Regions from separate parts of the Homo sapiens genome. Here region 2 is linked to region 1. Evidence: chromatin contacts called from ENCODE Hi-C data. All regions are on one chromosome and are shown on one strand. Each heading gives the region's core, a stretch centred on a gene start or an enhancer-like site at or near the end of the contact. The rest is flanking DNA. Distances are from core to core; before and after follow the strand shown.

Evidence for each region. A loop is a pair of places that touch in the nucleus more often than their neighbours do. Pooled maps may share reads with other maps.
Region 2: a map of B cell shows a loop between it and region 1 (29-fold over the local background). The contact joins the promoter of AMOT here to the promoter of RADX in region 1. A Hi-C loop is called at or near these places in 2 of 168 maps with a recorded cell type or tissue (B cell and CD8-positive, alpha-beta T cell) and 5 of 50 pooled maps.

Annotation. Positions count from the first base shown.
Region 1 is chrX:106,607,978-106,614,311 of GRCh38, forward strand. RADX (RPA1 related single stranded DNA binding protein, X-linked) reads left to right here and starts at 4,001. Exons shown (of 14, transcript NM_018015.6): 1 at 4,001-4,746. The coding sequence starts at 4,104. RefSeq lists enhancers at 3,996-4,185, 4,226-4,565.
Region 2 is chrX:112,838,907-112,844,688 of GRCh38, forward strand. It overlaps AMOT (angiomotin), which reads right to left and starts at 1,925. Exons shown (of 14, transcript NM_001113490.2): 1 at 1,546-1,925. It overlaps LOC107985651 (a long non-coding RNA gene), which reads left to right and starts at 2,820. Exons shown (of 3, transcript XR_001755993.2): 1 at 2,820-2,962; 2 at 5,353-5,499. RefSeq lists a silencer at 2,431-2,770.

The DNA.
Region 1 (6,334 bases), core at 2,751-5,250:
AATCAAACCTCATTCGACATCTGATAGAAAGATAACATAGGAGCAACCTTGATTCCGATGAGCTATGGGGTATTATAAGCTATACAGATCTATCCTTGTATATAGCGGCAATTTAGTTAATAAAATCATCAAGAGCAGCCTTAAAAGGGAAAGATGTTGGAAAAGGGCAGCACTGCGCTGGAGGTTGTAGTGCTCTCGTTGCCAGGCAGCCACCCTCAGGCCCTCTCTTGTTACCGTGGTGATGTTTGGAGAGCTTACCTAAATACTCTTTGAGATAGCAGCCGAACTCTCCACATCCTTTTAGCACCAACTAGTCATGCCACTTCTTTTCCTTCCTCCCCCACAACTCCACCCACACTCTCATAATCTTATGAATTTGATGAACCTGTATGTGTACCTCCAATGTCCAAGGCTGGAGAATTATGCTAATTTGCCTATCTAGGCAAATGAATGAAAGGACTGTTAAGTGAATGTGATGATAGAAAAAAACAAGGTTCTTCAAACAAAAAAATTGAAATGTTTGGAAGATAATGCAGGATCTGTCCTACCTAACATCAGGGAAAGCCTTATGCTCTGCCACTTATCACACTGTTATCTTGTTCATGTTCATCCCCCTTTCTAGGCCTGAGTTTCTTCATTTATAATAAAAGATAGTTGAGCTATAGAAGTTGTTTTTAAACATTTTGGCCAAACCTATAGTAAGAAATACAGTTTACATCACAACCCAGTATGCACATATACATACATCAAATCTAACACAAAAATTTTACAAAGCAATTCTTACCCTTACTATGTGTGATGTACCCTGATATTTTCTGTGCTGTTATTTTTACGTATTTTTAATTGCTAGTTGTGACCCAATAAATTGACTTCATAGCCTCATTAATGTTTCACAATCCACAGTCTGAAGAACACAACTGTGGGCATCTAATGGCTCCCTATAGTTCTAGCATTCTATCATTTTATGTTATGTCTTTATCTTCCTTTTAGAATAATAGTAACAATAGCTAGTAATTATTGAGCTCTTACTATGTGCCAGGTATTGTTTTAAGCACTTTGCCCATATGAACTAACTTAATTTTTTCAACAACTATGACTACTTTTATTAGTTCAATTTTAAAGATGAAGAAAATCAATGTGGCTTATAGCTGCACCAAATTTAGTGGACAACCAAAATACATTTCATAATGTATTTAAGGTGTTTTGAATATCTTAGAACATTCCATTTTATAAAATTCTGTTTTGCCTACTTTTACCATTTTAAACCCTGGAAGGCACTGTAATAAACCTTCCAGATCTGAGAGGAGAAAAAGATCAATAACCTTAATAATACTCATTACTGGCTTTGAAGGTCATATCCTTTACTTTTTCTATTATTGTGAAATTGATCCTAAAACAGGTGCTTAGTAACGCCAAATCAGAGAGCATTCATACTTTCACAGGTGTGACCACTACTCAAGTAGGCAAATTAATTCTTGGGGAGCTGCACACTATCAGCAGATTGTCAGTAGAGCAATATAAGTCTCCAAATGTGTGCCCACAGTCACCATACATCGTTGTTAGTAGTAGTGTAAAACTAAACATTAGTGCTATTTCTTCCCAATTCCAGTAATTATCCAAATACTAAGCACCACTGCTAATATCCATCTTTCATGAATTAGCTGGAAGGACACAGAATGTGATGAGACAATACTATTAGTCATAAATTTCACTGAGCATATATAGTTTAGGGGCTGCTGATGGAATAGATTTGAAATATTTCAAACACATTCTCCTTTGATAAACAACAGAGATAGTCGACATTTAATGACCCCTACAGTAAATGCAATACAAATCCATAATTTCATTTATTCATTCAACAAAACTATTGAGTACCTACTATATGCTAGATACTTATTTTGCCACTGGAGATTCTGCAGTTTACATAACAAAGTACCTACACTCAGGCAACTTATTTTATGTTTGGTAAATTTGGATTTTTGTATATTGCATTTGTTTGTTTATGGAAAGCCACACTTGTATATTCCCTTTGGTAGAGAGGCACTGGGAATTATATGTTTTACTTATTTAAAATATTTGAGTGCCTTTTATGCATAGCAGTAGTGAAAGAACAAATCAGTTTCTGCTTTCGAAAAGTTTAAGATCTAGTTAATGCAGATCATAATCGGGTGTTCCAACTTGTAGCGACTTTGCTACCCCAGGGGACATTTGGCAATGTCTGGAGATATTTCTGGTTCTCACAACTGGAGGGGGAGGTGCTACAGGTATCTAATGGGTAGAGGCCAGAGATGCTGCTAAGCATCCTACAGTGCACAAGACAGCCCACAACAAAAAACTTTCTGGCCCAAAGAATCAAGAGTGCCCATGTTGAGAAACTCTGAGTTACGCATACATTAAGTTTTTTTTTTTTAACTGCAAGTATTAGATGATAAGTATCAAATGAGTGATACAAGGTGATACAGAGAAGAGAAAGATTATCCTAGACTGAATTGGTGAGGGGAGGCATCATGAAGGAAGTGGGGTTCAAGACTAAGTGTCATGTCACTCCTTTGCTCATAATAGAAGAAACCCTGCTACCTCTCTGACCTCACCTCCTACCACTCTCCCCCTCGCCCCTCCACTGCGGCTGATTGGCTTATGCATTTCCTTGAAAATATCAAGTATGCTTCTGTCTCATGGAATTTATTCTTCTTGTTTTCTCTGATTCAAGTGCCATTCCCCTAGATATCCACATAGCTCACTTCCTCACTTCCTGCACATCTCTGTTCTGTTCAGTCTCTTACTAGAGAACCTTTCTGTAATCATACTTTTTATAAAATATTAACTCCTGTTCCCTCCACTTTATTTCCCCTTACTATGTTTTTTGGTCTCCCTAGCAAGGCTATACCCTGCCCAGACCAGACACTCAAGAAATCTGTATAGAATGAGTAAATTAGTTAAGTATTAATAACGGCAGGGCTCTTTAGCCCAAGCAATGAGAAGAAACTTGAGGGAAGGACCCTGACTACAGTTATCCCCAGTGGCCTAAAACAGTGCCTACCTCATATAGAGACTTCATAAATAGTGAATAAAGAATGATAAAATAGAGAGCCAAAGGAAATTAGTATAAACAAAATCAGCTCATAACCATCTTAAAAAGTATTCTTAGAACAATTACTCCCTTCTATGTATACTGGATCTAAGTACATCTATTAAATATTTTATCCTTAATTTTTACTATTCTTATCAGCTTTTTCACTTTACATTCGTTCCTGATATATGCCTTGCATTAAACAAACAAACATTAAACAAAGTTTCTGAAATCTCTACCCTAGATGTATATTAGGCCAGGTATTATATTAAAACTAGCTGCATTTTAAGAAGTCTAATCTAAAGGCAGCCCTTTACAAGCCAGTTCTAGTTTTCTATTTTCATTTGCACTTAAACACTAATTCACCCACCCTACACTCAGGGAGCCACTACAGATAATTATGCTAATGCTAATCGCAATAGCAGCTAATGTTTACTGAGGACTTTTTGTGCTAGAGTCTGTCCTGGAGGCTCTGCATAAATTATCTGGTTTTGTTCATACTACAGGAAACCCATGTTATAACATTAACATATGTTAACCAACTCTAAATTACTTTCTGTTCCTGGCCCAAAGCCCAAACCCCCAAATCCCTGAGCTTTGACTCTGCACCCTGATTCTTGCCACTTTCTCTTTTCCCTTGCCTCTAGGCATCCTCCTTTCCAGGGGACCACAAGCGCTCTCCCCCTCCCTCTTTGAGAACCATGACAACCACCGATTCCCCCTCCCCTTCCCCTGTCATCCCTCCCCCAGACGGCAACCCGGCGGGCACAAGGTCGGACGACCTGCTACGTAACTCGCGCGTGTGACTGCCTAGTAACAGTGTCTCGAGTCGGAAGCGCTCGGAGCGAGGGGCGGGGTGGGAGAGCTGGCGCGCGCACGCGTAAAGTCTTTGCAGCCTCGCTACGGGGCGGAGTCTTGCCTGTCAGCAGGGGCAGAGTAGCGATCGTCGCCAAAGCGCGCGGTTTTATTTCTCTCCGCTTTGGACGGGGCAAACTAGCTTTTGGGAGTGAAGCGGGTACGCAGTTATCCAACAATGTCTGGTGAGTCAGGACAGCCTGAGGCTGGTCCCTCACATGCAGGGCTAGATTGGCCGAACCCTGAGAGGAATCGGGCTGGGGTCCCGGGAGGGGTGATCCGAAGAGCTGGTTCCCAAGGGCCCAGGTCCTGGATCCAAAAGGTTCTTGAGCAGATTATGGACTCACCTCGCCAGTGTGTCACCCCCTCGGAGGTGGTGCCTGTAACTGTGCTGGCCGTCCAGAGGTACCTGTTAGAGGATGAGCCACGCGACACGGTGCCCAAGCCTCCCCTTTATTGCTATGATGTGACGATCTCAGATGGGGTGTACCAGGAGAAGTGCTACCTGGACCCCAGCTTGAACTCTCTCGTATATCAAAATATTCTTAAAGTTGGCATTCAAATGAGAATTTCCAGGGTCTCATGTCTTTACAATGAGAAAAGGATAGGCCAGGGGATCCTGTGCATAGATAACGTCCACTGTGGGGAGACTTCAGACAGTATTTCTTTAGAAACTCCCTTCAGAAATAGAGCGCACCAGGAGAAACCAGAGAGGCCTTTAAGAGGCGGGAAGAGTCATTACCTGGCGCTGTGGAATAACGAAGATCCCTATGGAGATATCTGGTTAACAGACAAGCAACCTGAGGAACACAACTTTAGCGGTAAGTGTTTGGAAAGAACGGCAGAGGGTTTTAAAAAAAATAGTTTTCAGGAGCTTGCGTGAACGGGAAAGGAAATGAAAATGCTTTTGTATTGTTAATTACAAGCCAGGAGTGGTAGGTAGACAAGTTTTCTTAAATGACCAAGGGATGCTCAATGAAATTTGCACAGCCAGTGGTTTTTGTTGGTGTTTTTTGTTTGTTTGTTTCTTTGATTGCAAAAGTGGCCAATTCAGGAAGTGTGTTTGACTACATCTTAAAATTCAGTCTGGCAAACGTACTGATGTGGGAGTCAGTATTCCTCATACGTTCGTTACATGTTTGATTGTGGTGGAATTAATCTTAGTTTTATTCCCAATCCAGTTGTGGAAATAGTACGTTGTGTCGGTTGAAGAGCTTATAGATTTGAATTTAGCATAAAGGTTGTAAAAATTTGCGGGTTTGCATGTTTTAATCTTCATTCAAAAAGGATGCTCCGTGATGTATTCCTTAATACTTTACATTGATTGAAACGCCGTGTAACAGTTATGTAAATATCACCTTTTAACGGTGTGATTTTTATGGGAAGGCTTGACATTCTCATTTTCTTGTTTCTTATTACTCACCACAAAGAGTACTGATCTGGGAACTTCAATTTTTCTGTATCAGAAGTAGGAAGTTAGCTTGAAAACACTAGCTTGCCATCAGCAACTGCTCTAAAATACGTTTTTTTTCTCTAACAGATGAAATTAAGGGGAATGATAGTACTGTAGGCATGAACACGTTTGAAATGGGGAAAGAAATAAAATGCAAAAAATAAAATAAGAGAAAGTACTGGAAGGAGAAAGACTATAATTTTCTACATTACTGCTTTTCAGTCCCTTTTACAATGTTGTCACAATGCTAAATCACGGATAATCTTACTGTGACGTGTAAGAGCAACAAACTTGAAAGTAAAAGAATAACTAGCTCAAAAACCATGCAATTATAGTCACATCCAGTTGTAAGGAAAAAAGATGTTATAGAAATGTGTAGGTAAGGATATTTTAAATAACTAAATTTTAAAAAGCAAGATAGCTATTTCAGGGATGAAAAAATGGAGTGATTTTATCTCAAGTGTGAAATAAGGCAGTAGTGCATTACTACTCTAAATGTTGATCACTTTAATTTTTAGAATTGAATATGTAAATGAAAAACTGGTGCCCTACAAGAAAAGTTGAGGGGATTAATACTTTGTAAAATGTATTTTGTCGTAATATCTATTCATTCATTAAAACCATATTTATAATACAAAAGGCAATGTCTGTATGCCAAAATAAAACCCAATCTGTATATTTGAAAGTATATTGTGTTAGAAATATACCACCAAAGTATAGTAAAATGTTAGTGATAAAATCTAGGAAGTGGGCATATTGATGTTCACTGTAAAATTTATTCAGTTTTGCTATATGTTTCAAATTGTTAATAATAAAATATTAGGGAGAAGTGAAAGACCTCTTTCACCTTCCCTAGTGCCTTCACCTTTCTTCTAAAAATCTCAAATTGTCAGCAGTTTGTTGTGTATTTTTTTAAAAAAAAGGAATTAATGTCGCATTGTGTGATTTGCTATTTC
Region 2 (5,782 bases), core at 675-3,174, 6.2 Mb after region 1:
GAATAGTTGGAACCTTAGTTATCATCTGTAAATAGAGGCAACTACTCTACAACCACCTGGCTGTTAAAATGTCCCAGGCCAGTTATAAAATGTAGTTTGGTCAGGCCAGCTTTTCCCTCCCAGCTGATCTGAAACAGGATAGCCTTTAAAATTGTCGCCCTTCTCTACCTTCCTACTTTCCTTTCACTCATTAAAATCAACCAAAGTTATTTTAAAATGTATGTTAATAATGTGTTCCCAAATAAGCAATGGGTTAAGGACATCTCAGTAATAAGTCTTTGAACACCATCACTTACAGGCTTGACGCACTTGTCCAATTGAAGATAGGTGGGAGATGGATGAAAATGTATACCACATCCAAAATGGCATTTCAAACTATTCTTAGCTACTAAATGAGGGTGCTGAAAGGTCTAACTGAGAAGGCTTCACAAAGGCTGGCCTGAGAAAGAACTTTTCACAAAGCCTAGCTCAAGGAGACTTAAATATCCTTAGCCCTTCATCATTGAAGATTATGGTGACTAATTATCTTCTTCTCTGAATGGGAGAAGAGGGTTATATTCATAAAAGTTTTAAACTGCCTCCCAACGTCCACTCTTCATGGCGGGGAGGGAGGAGAACTTCATGCACTAAACATCCCAGGTTGTTGAAAAGTTCGTTCTAAAACATACACTAGAGATTGAAAATGCTGTTTCTCACCAACTTTCTCTTTCCTTGCTCATTTAATTCTACTTAGTCCCTTTATGCAAATTATTATATTATTATTAGTGGCAATCTACCAGGAACTGCTCACAGTCTATTAAAGACTGTTATTTTCCCTCCCCCTTTTCTTTCTCTTCATTTTCACAAACCCATGAAGCCCATCTTACTGTTGAAGCACCAATGTGCAGTGGCCCAGGCTTGGACCCTCAAGACACCCTCAAGATCCCCCAAAACTATTTACTAACATCTTTGGATCTTCTAAAGCAGATAGGGGCAACTCCCTCCTCACCACCACTATCACTACCACCACAAGCACTACCACCACCACCACACATCTCAAAGAGTAGCCTTGTTTTAGATTACACAGACTTTAAAACTTCAAGAATTCACGGTCCTACCCCTCCTGCTCCCGCCTCAGGGAGTGTGAGTCCCCACCCCAAGCCTAAGCACTTAGCAGAAACCTATCTAGTTATCTGAGATAAGCACTGACATGCATGCTGGGCTAAATGTAGATTTCAGCTTCCCTCGGGTCTTTAGCTCCTCAATGTGATTAATTACCTAGAGACCCACAAGAACCCCAGGAGGTAAAGAAGTAAAAGTACCATCTAGTAGTGGTACCCACTAGCATCTCCTCACCGAAGTAGGACGGGAAAGCAGCGCACACTCTAACCGATTTAACTTGCTGCACATCCAAAAAAACTCATGGCGAGCTGCAAAGAAAGTAGAACACACGGGCATTCCCACACGCGCCTAGATCGATTCACTCACGCCGAGGGCACGACCAAGTTCATGCCACCATGGATTCCTGCCCCAGTTCCCCGCGAAAAGTAACCACGCGTCTCCTACCCCTGAAGGCAAAGAAGACAAGGTGACGACTCTCTGCTCGCTCAAGTGGCTTCGGTCCCGGGCCAGCGGCCAGGGATGGGCAGGGGGGAAGCCCCAACTCCCGGCTGCTCCCCTCCTCGCTGCTCCGTCCGGGCTCTCCTTGGTGGCAGCGGACAGGCAGGATACCGGGCCAGAGGGTGGAGCAGCGGATAGCCGGAGGCGAGACTGACTGGAGGTGGTGGTAGTTGAGGGGGAGGCGGAGAGAACTAAGAGAAGAGGAGGCGAAAGAGAGCGGAGATGGAGGAGTAATTCAGGGGGTCTACCAGTTTAGGCAGCCAGAAAGCTCCTCGGAAGGAAGGGGCGTGACTGCCAAGGCAGCTCCTGGGCAAAGGATGGGAGGTAGGGGAGGGGGACGAACGGGTGGCTTTTCTTCTTGCGGTGAGCGGCTAGGACCGCCCCGGAGCAGGGCGGCGGGAGGGGTGGACGAGGGAGGAAGGCGGAGTAGAGGGCGGGGAAAGAAGGGCGGGAGCCTGCCTGGACCCTGGAAGTGAGGAGTGAGGGGAGCGCGGAAGAGAGGCGGGGCCGGGGGGCGTGGAAGTTTCAAACAATTGAACCGCGGGGTCCGGGAGCTCGGGCGAAAGCAAGGGACCCTCGCTCTCGCCTTCCCACTAGAGGGGCACGACTCGGTTGCCGTAGCCGTGAGAGTCTGCGCGGGGACTGGCTGGGAAGAAGGAAAGGGTTTTGCAAAAGACTACAATAATAATCTGCGGCAACAGCGCGGCATAGACGCGTGGGAGAGCCAGTGCAGCTCCCCGCCCCACTGCGGGAGGAAGAAAAACAAATAATAGAAATGCTGAAAAGCAGCTTCCACCAAAGCCTGCTTAAAATAATGCAGGAAGGAGAAGCGCTCCTTCGTTTTCCTTCCCCTCTTGCTTCCTATTACCAGCAGGCCCCCACCCAGGTCACAGCTCTGCGAGACACCCTCCTTTCTTCCTCCGCTCCCCCGCCCCGGGCGCTTGCCCCCCTCCCGTTGGCGGGCCGCAGAAGCTGAGGGGCGAGGGAGGAGGGGTCGCGGGCGGCGCTCCGCGGAGGCTCCGCCCCTGGGCGGGCTGGGAGCGCCGGCCTGGGCGGAGCGCGTCCCTGAAGCGTAAGTCCCGCCCACCATTCTTTTGCAGCTACCGGTTGGCCCAGCCTGGCCTAGTATACGCTTGCGATTGGGCCCTGGAGTCGCCAGTCTGATCCCTTTGTCCCACCCGCCCTCAAAATTAATAAAACTAAACAAGAGGCTATTGTGTAGTTCTATGTTCTACCCCAGCTACTGCTGGCAAGAGAAAGATGAGACGCTTTATTTCTCAGTCTCATAAAAGAGTGCAACAGTGTGTCGGCCGACTCTGGTACGCCTTTATGTTTATGGCACTGTCCAGCTTTCTGCGAATAGGTAACTTTTCTTCCCCCTTAGTTTATTAAATCAGGAGGGGGGAAAGTACATGAAGTGTCATTGTGGTGTTCTGCTGACTGTGAAAAAAGCTGACATTGGTTAAAAACGAGAGGGTTGAGAACAGCATCCTGGGACACGGAAAATCTACCATTTTACATCTAGAAAAACGAAGGCACAAAGAAACAGTGTCAGGGTAGCAAAATAACATGGAATTTGGAACCAAAGGAAGAATTCATTTGGGGCCCTGGCACTTACTAGCTAATTGTATGACTTCTGTTAAGTGGCTTAACTTCTCAGCCTTAATTTTTCTACCTGTAAGTAAATGCTGTAAGACATGCCCTATTAACTTAAAGGCACTGGTATGAAAATAAAATGTGTGTGAAAACTATAAAGCACTCCACACATGTATGTGTTCCTACTTGTGTGTGAAACATAATGGAGAGTCTTAGATGTGTTAGAGGATCAATATTTTGCTCATCTGTTTTAAGCATTTACATCCAAGGTCGTGTAGGTTTTGTGGCTTTATTTTAAAAAGTCAACTCTTTTCCTACAATTTTGGGGGTGGATATGAAGTTGACTCCCTGCAGTTAGAATAATAAATTACCCCTTTTCTAAGCAGGGTGGGTGAGATTTCTTTTTTAAAGTTCTACAATTTCATGACAACTTAAAGCTATTGTGGTTCTGGTACTGAAAGAGGAAATCATGCTGTGTATCTCCGAAGTGAACTTAAGAAAACAAATATGAAGGAACATTTACCATGGAAACCACCATTCTCTACAGATCCATATTTCCTAGAAAACATTTCAAGTAGGAAGCAAGCCTAAATGTAAACGCCTTGACAGCGCAAGGCCATTATAATGGCTCATGCCAATGAAAGAGTGACATCCAATTCAAGCCTGCCTAATGGGAGCCATCTGGGGGGCCATGGATCAAGGCATGCAAGAGGAAGTGTGCTTAAAGGAAACACTATCACACAGTAAACAGGGGCTCAGAATCCAACTCTGCAGGAAAAGTAGTGGACTATTGCATGTCATGGAGTGTGCAGCATGCTCTGCTAGGAGCTGTGGAAAGATTCAGAAGCAGGAGTGTGCACAAAATGATTCTCGTTATGATTCTGTTTATGTATGAAGTGAGGTTATTTGGGTGATTTTTCATGGAGAAAGTGAGTTTTTGAATGTTCAAAATATGGAGACACCTGGTTTGTGAAGCAAGGAAAGGTTATTTCAGCCTTGTTATTTGGAGTGGACAGGAGAGCTAGATGTGGGGGGGCGGGTATATGCTGCAGGACTACTACCAATCACAGAGGCAAAAGGATATTTGTTAAAATCAATGCTGTCCAAGTGAAAAAAGTTAAACATGCACATGGAAGAATTCAGATAAAACGGTACTGGGCTGGGCACGGTGGCTCACACCTGTAATCCCAGCACTTTGGGAGGCTGAGGCGGGTGGATCACTTGAGATCAGGTGTTCAAGACCAGCCTGATCAATATGGTGAAACCCCTTCTCTACTAAAAATACAAAAATTAGCTGCACGTGGTGGCATGCGCCTGTAGTAGCAGGTACTCGGGAGGCTGAGACAGGATAATTACTTGAACCTGGGAGGCGGAGGTTGCAGTGAGCTGAGATCAGCCACTGAGCTCCAGCTACTCGGGAGGCTGAGACAGGATAATTACTTGAACCTGGGAGGCGGAGGTTGCAGTGAGCTGAGATCGGCCACTGCGCTCCAGCCTGGGTGACAGAGCGAGACTCCGTCAAAAAAAAACCAAAAAACACCAAACAAAAAGGTACTGAAAGACTACAGTGAAAAGTTCTTCTCCACCACTCTGCTCCCATAGTCCCATTCTCTTTATGACTGTATGTCATCTTCCAAATAGATTATTTGCATATTCAAGCATGAGTGCATATTCCCTTTTTGTTCCTTACAAGTGGGATCATTAATCAAGGCACACCTTGCATTTGTTTACTCAACAATGTATTTGAAATATTCTTCCATCTCAGGATAACTATGTTTACCTTATTTATTTTATTATAACTCAATATTCTATTGCATAGCTGTGCCAAAATTCCTTTACTCATCCCCTTATTAAATGGGGATTTGGGAGACAGACACGGTGGTGGCACACGCCTATAGTTCCAACTACTAGGGAGGTTGAGGGAGGAGAATCCCTTGAGGCCAGGAGTTCAAGGTCAGCCTGGTCAACATAGCAAGACTCTATCTCTAAAAAAAATGGAAGCAAATTTGGGCTATTTCCCATCTTTTGCTACTACGGAAGATGCTATTTAAAAAAATCCTGGTAACAAAGGCCTGGTGGCTCATTTGTAGTATGCCTGCCCCTAGCCTTGAAGTTGCCTTCAAAACACTTTTCTAACATGCTTTCCTTTCCCCACAGCGACTTATACTGTGGAGCAATGGAATTGGAGCAATGGAAACCTCTAAAACACTTAATTCGTTTAACATCCGCTCCTCAAACCCTGCTTGGGCATTACTCTTCTCCAAATTTTGATGGAGTAGAGTTAGCAGAACTCTGAACTTAATGGTGAGTCAGGCTGTGTGTGAGTCATTTCTTAACCTGTGGCAAACAGCTTTTTGGTACTTCTGTTTAACCCAGGTCTTCCAAGCCTTCTATCCTGCCATGCAAGACTTCTTTGTTTTCACCCTGAAAACCTTTCAGTTTGTTTAAACCGAGTTTGGATTTAAAGCTGTGCATTGCCTGCACTACTTAAAAGAGAGGGGGAGGGGGAGGCCAACATCAACAAACATCGATTGAGCCGCTATTATAGACAAGACTGAAAAAACAAAGAGGCATGAGACTTAGCTCC